Linked DNA regions of Homo sapiens: region 1 is linked to region 2. The links are chromatin contacts, found by Hi-C or POLR2A ChIA-PET in ENCODE. All regions are on one chromosome and are shown on one strand. Each heading gives the region's core, a stretch centred on a gene start or an enhancer-like site at or near the end of the contact. The rest is flanking DNA. Distances are from core to core; before and after follow the strand shown. Region 1 has its middle 24 kb from the start of LPIN2. Region 2 overlaps LPIN2 (lipin 2).

The links. A loop is a pair of places that touch in the nucleus more often than their neighbours do. ChIA-PET counts read pairs that join two places held with the same protein, here RNA polymerase II (POLR2A). Pooled maps may share reads with other maps.
Region 1: a map with no recorded cell type shows a loop between it and region 2 (7-fold over the local background). The contact joins two enhancer-like sites. A Hi-C loop is called at or near these places in 1 of 168 maps with a recorded cell type or tissue (Panc1), 3 of 37 single-sample maps with no recorded cell type and 5 of 50 pooled maps. POLR2A ChIA-PET finds 5 or more read pairs at or near these places in 4 of 52 experiments (IMR-90, PC-9, activated CD4-positive, alpha-beta T cell and 1 more).

What each region holds. Positions count from the first base shown.
Region 1 is chr18:3,036,250-3,038,955 of GRCh38, forward strand. No RefSeq gene overlaps it. Among named protein-coding and RNA genes, the nearest start is that of LPIN2, 24 kb to the left of the region's middle. Within about 2 kb of position 1,267, at least 14 of the 41 ENCODE cell types and tissues checked have a DNase peak (open chromatin) inside an H3K27ac peak, as active enhancers do.
Region 2 is chr18:2,957,640-2,960,601 of GRCh38, forward strand. All of the region lies in intron 2 of LPIN2 (lipin 2), which reads right to left. Among named protein-coding and RNA genes, the nearest start is that of LPIN2-AS2, 7.9 kb to the right of the region's middle. RefSeq lists enhancers at 335-494, 2,679-2,778. Within about 2 kb of position 1,517, at least 15 of the 41 ENCODE cell types and tissues checked have a DNase peak (open chromatin) inside an H3K27ac peak, as active enhancers do.

The sequences.
Region 1 (2,706 bases), core at 17-2,516, 78 kb after region 2:
TGGCTCACCGCAACCTCTACCTCCTGGGATCAAGGGATCCTCCCACCTCAGCCTGTGGAGTAGCTGAGACTACAGGCACGTAGTCCCACACCTGGCTAATTGTCGTATTTTTTGCAGAGATGGGGTTTTACCATGTTGCCCAGGCTTGTCTCAAACTCCTGAACTCAAGTGATCTGCCCACCTTGCCCTCCCTAAATGCTGGGATTACAGGTATGAGCACCATCATGCCTAGCCAATATTTGTTAATTCGTTAACCAAACCTCTAAAAGCTCAATGAAGTTTTAGTTCTAGCCTAAAATCTATGCTGGTAAAACAGGATAAATTGGTGGCTTATTGCTCACATGTCAGAAGGCTCCTTTGTTTTATAAAAAGATTCAAGGCAGATTTCAAAAAGAATTAAGCTTCACTTTCAAAAATTCCTTTTATGTTCAGATTTTCAGGAACATGGAAACGGTATTACAGGAAGTGATCTACATCTTATCGCTCCCACATGTGCAGCATTTAATATGTAAAGATTGCTAAAGATGCTATGTCTCCCAAACTGTGTGTACTTCTCATTAAATGTTTTTCTGTCTCCTTTCATTGGGAAAAGCCATAAAATGGCAAGGCAGGTGAATAAACAGCAGTGACAATTCTTTTTTTTTTTTTTTTTTGAGACGGAGTCTCGCTCTGTCGCCCAGGCTAGATAGAGTGCAGTGGTGCGATCTCGGCTCATTGCAAGCTCCGCCTTCCGGGTTCATGCCATTCTCCTGCCTCCGAGTAGCTGGGACTACAGGTGCCCGCCACCACGCCAGGCTAATTTTTTGTATTTTTAGTAGGGACGGGGTTTCACCGTGTTAGCCAGGATGGTCTCGATCTCCTGACCTCGTGATCCGCCCGCCTCGGCCTCCCAAAGTGCTGCGATTACAGGCATGAGCTACCACGCCTGGCCTGTTTTATTTTATAATTGTATGAAGAATAAAGTAAATTAATGTTTATAATAACATATGGTATAGAAATTCCTAGGAGCTGAACTAAAGCAAACTAAAAAACAAACAAACAAACAAACAAACAAACAAAAAACTTATAATGAGTATTTGTGAGTTAGGCATATTTTATCTTTTAGTATAAAATACAAATATAATTTTGTATGGATATCTCTAGTTAATTTTCATTCATTGATTACTCCTTACATCACTTAAGTCAGCAGGTTCATTTCCTTTTGAAATATGCTGATGCAGAAAATAGCAACTAACTGAGCCAGTTTTGTGACCAAAGATAGCTAGTCACAGTGGAGCTAGTTGGGAACAGAGCACAAAGCCCTGACTCACCGTGTAGCCTTTCCTCGTTGTGAAACCTTTCTCCTTCCTGTTTACATTTTCACTTCAGCCAACATATATTGCGTACCTAGAAGGGGGCTAAACATAGCACAAGGTAGAAACCAATAAGGCCTGGGCTGTTTGGCTTTCCCTCCCAGGACTCATATAGTAGGATCTTCCCTCTAACACAATAAAGGAATTTGGATTTTGTGCAGCTGCGAAAGGACAAATGCCCACTGCAGGGCTAAAACTCCAAGCAGAAGTTATCAAGTGGAGGCAAACATTTTGCTTCTTGGAAGTTGCTCTTTATTAGACTTTGGTGGTAAAGATATGTTAGTTCCAACTACAGATTAAGATGTTTATGGTCTCTTACAACCATATTGTTTAGCATTTCGTGTTTGGACTTTTTGCAAGTAACTTACAAAAGAAATTGATTTTTTTACACAATAGCAAAGAGGATTTGTTCGTTTATTTATTGAGATGGAATCATTCTGTCGTCCAGGCTGGAGTACAGTGGAGTGATCCCGCCTCACTGCAACCTCTGCCTCCTCAGTTCAAGCGATTCTCCTGCCTCAGCCTCCCAAGCAGCTGGAATTACGGGCACCCGCCACCACACTCGGCTAATTTTTGTATTTTTAGTAGAGACGAGGTTTCACCATGTTGGCCAGGCTGGTCTCAAACTCCTGACCTCAGGTGATCCGCCCGCCTCGGCCTCCTGAAGTGCTGGGATTACAGGCGTGAGCCAGTGTGCCCCGCCTGTTTATTTATTTATTTTTTGAGATAGGATCTCTTCGGCTGGGCGCGGGCTCACGCCTGTAATCCCAGCACTTTGGGGGGCCGAGGCGGGTGGATCACGAGGTCAGGAGATCGAGACCATCCTGGCTAACAGGGTGAAACCCCGTCTCTGCTAAAAATACAAAAAATTAGCCGGGCATCATGGCGGGCGCCTGTAGTCCCAGATGCTCGGGAGGCTGACGCAGGAGAATGACGTGAACCCGGGAGGCGGAGCTTGCAGTGAGCCGAGATCGCGTCACCGCACTCCAGCCTGGGCGACAGAGCGAGACTCCGTGTCAAAAAATAAAAAAGAGAGATAGGATCTCGCTCTGTCACCCAGGCTAGAGTGCACTGGGGTGATAATGGCTCTCTGCAGTCTTGACCTCCCAGGCTCAAGCGATCCTCCACCTCAGCCCGCCTCAGCCTCCTGAATAGTTGGGACTACAGGCGTACGCCACCATGCTTGGCTAATTTTTAATTTTTTTGTAGAGATGGAGGTCTCACTTTGTTGCCTAAGCTGGTCTCAAACTCCTGGGCTTAAGGGATCCTTTTGCCTTGGCCTCGCAAAGTGCTGGGATTACAGATGTGAGCCACTGCACTCGTCCAAGAGCATTTAAACATACATTAAATCATA
Region 2 (2,962 bases), core at 267-2,766:
CTCTCTCTCCACTGGGATTGATGAGTTAACAGATTGTGAGCCTGGAGGTATTGGTGGCCATTTTACATTAGAGAGAAAACAGAAGTGGAAGCAGAGAGCAGAGGTGGGGAAAGAAAAAGGGAATTCTGACAGCAAGCTTTTTTGCCTAAGCTAGTAGAGGGTAAATTTCTGTTATCAGCAATGAAAATAGTTTTAATACACTGGGTTATTTAACTTTGATAAATAATCTGACCAGGCGTGGTGGCTCACACCTGTAATCCCAGCACTTTGGGAGGCCAAGGCGGGTGGATTACCTGAGATCAGGTAATCCTAGCCAACATGGAGAAACCCCATCTCTACTAAAAACACAAAAAGCAGCCAGGCGTGGTAGCACGCGCCTATAATCCCAGCTACTCGGGAGGCTGAGGCAGGAGAAACGCTTGAATCAGGGAGGCGGAAGTTGCAGTGAGCAGAGATCGCCCCACTGCACTCCAGCTTGGGCGACAAAGCGAGACTCCATCTCAAAAAAAAAAAAAAAACAACAAAAAAAAAAAACAGAAAAAAGAAAAAAAAACTTTTATAAATAATCAAGTAATCAGCTTTTTCTGATATCAATAAATTTTAAAATATCAAGTACACATTTACCTTCTAAAAGTAAACTCCTAAGTTACTAAATTTACTGGGAGTACTGCTGTTCTACCAAACAATTACGTATCAATGGCAGTGGGAAAATTATTATACTACATCTCTCTAAACAGTGGTTTTAAGGTGGTCATGATTTCAAATTCACTTCATAGGTACACCCGTATTTGAAAATTTGGGGTCTTACTTTCACATCAATGGCCAGCTTTCCCTAACCCAAACTGACTTAAAATAAGACAAATAGTTAATGCAAATTGCCAGTGTATCTCAAAGTAGGCATGATTTCAGTTTTACTCTCACAGTTTTTCAGTTTTCTCACAGGAAAGCTGTTTTGGTAAATCAAATGGCCAAATTTCCTCCCAAACATATTCTTTGGGTTTCTGAGATACTAAGGGAGTAGGAGGAAAAAAATTCTCTTTTCCTGTGTCTCATGAGTACATTCCTATTAAAAATGCAACGTTTTGACAAGATAGTAACACAACGATTGTGTAGCTTTTGCACAGGAATTGTATTATTTCCTAAATTAGAGGCACACAGCAAGCAGGAAAAGGTGTTTTATCTACTTGGTCACCATTTACAGATGCATACATGCTTATAAATACATCTGCCTTCAGGTTCCATTTTGAAAGGCCAGACACTGATCCAATGTGATAAAAAACAATCTCAGCAAAAAAAAAAAATAATGATGATGATACCTTATCAGCAGTTTTACAATAGATCCATACACAACTAATGGGAAATTTCAGTTTGTTGCCAATTCCCCCAGAACAGGTCCAGTCTGAAAGTACTATTGGTGTTACCACAAAGAAAGAAAAAATTTCAGAGAACCTAAACTATGGCTAAATAACACTGTTTTGCAATGGAAAGTTTCTAAGTCCCTAAGTAAACTGCAACTGCTTTTGCTTTCTAAAGGGTGACTCTGAACAGAGGCCAGACCACACAAGCCCTGCTACCCTGAAATGTGGTTCTCCAGTGGAAACTGATTTTGTAATACCTAGAAATGAGATGTTTTTCCTGGAGGAAAAAAAGAAAAAGAATATCTAGTTTTGTGAAATCCATTTTCTTTCACTCTCAAAATAACATTTAAGTTTAATTAAATAGAGGGAAATTTCTATTTAAAGCTCAGCTATATAAAATAGCAAAAAGCTGAAAATAAATGTTTTCGACTTACACCAGTGGTCCTCTACCACATACTTTTAGGTCTGTGCCAGAAAATGGTGAGGCTCTTTTGTTGTGCTTTAAAATGTTGACAAAGCCTTTCTATGTTATTTAAGTAGATACTGCGAGGCAAGAATAGAAAGAGAAATCTGTGTACCTGCCAAGTGTTATTACTAGCTCTGTTTTCTAATTTGATTGACATCAGATATACTAGCAAAACTTCCAGCTGCTCCATAACCTGAAGAGGATAAGAAAAACCTACACAAATATCTTCTTCCTGAATGAATCTTCCCTAAAACAAACAAAAGTCAACCAGCCTATGGTCTGTTGGTTAGCATTTCAGTCAAATATGGGGACAAGTCCTGGTATCAACAACAGAATTTAGATTACAAAAGTTTTTACAGCTTTGTCAAAACAAACAAAATGTGGCATTAATTAATTTCCTTTAAAAAAAAAAATATGGCCAGGTGCGGTGGCTCTACACCTGTAATCCCAGAACTTTGGGAGGCCGAGGCCGAAGCCGGTGGATCACTTGAGGTCAGGAGTTCGAGACCAGCCTAGCCAACAAGGTGAAACCCCGTCTCTACTAAAAATACAAAAAATTAGGGGGGCATGGTTGCACGTGCCTGTAATCCCAGGCACTTGGGAGGCTGAGGCAGGAGAATCGCTTGAACCTGGGAGGCGGAGGTTGCAGTGAGCCAAGATCACACCGCTGTACTCCAGCCTGGACAGCAAAGCGAGACTCCGACTCAAAAATGTGTGTGTGTGTGTGTGTGTGTGTGTGTGTGTGTGTGTGTGTGTTCTTGATTATACCCACCTATTCCATTTACAATTAGTATGAAGGTATTAGCCTAAGTATTTAAAAATACTATATAAGGTAAAGGAAATTTTTCTTTTTCTAAATATGTCTAAGTTCCCCCATCTAGTTTCTGTTTTGCTTTTCTGAGTTGCAACATGTAAGATTATTATAATAATTTTCAGTTTCCCTTTCCCTTGAAGAGACTTCTGCAGTCGAGCTTTGTGGTTTTCAAAGTAACTTCAAAAGCAATACATAAAGGTTGACTTCTCGTAACATTGTCTCAACATCATTCAGGTTAAAAAAAAAAAAAGGCCTAGAAAACTCACAATAGCGATTTATTCATAGAGGATGACTTTTCTACTCCTTGAGGACACTCACTCACTT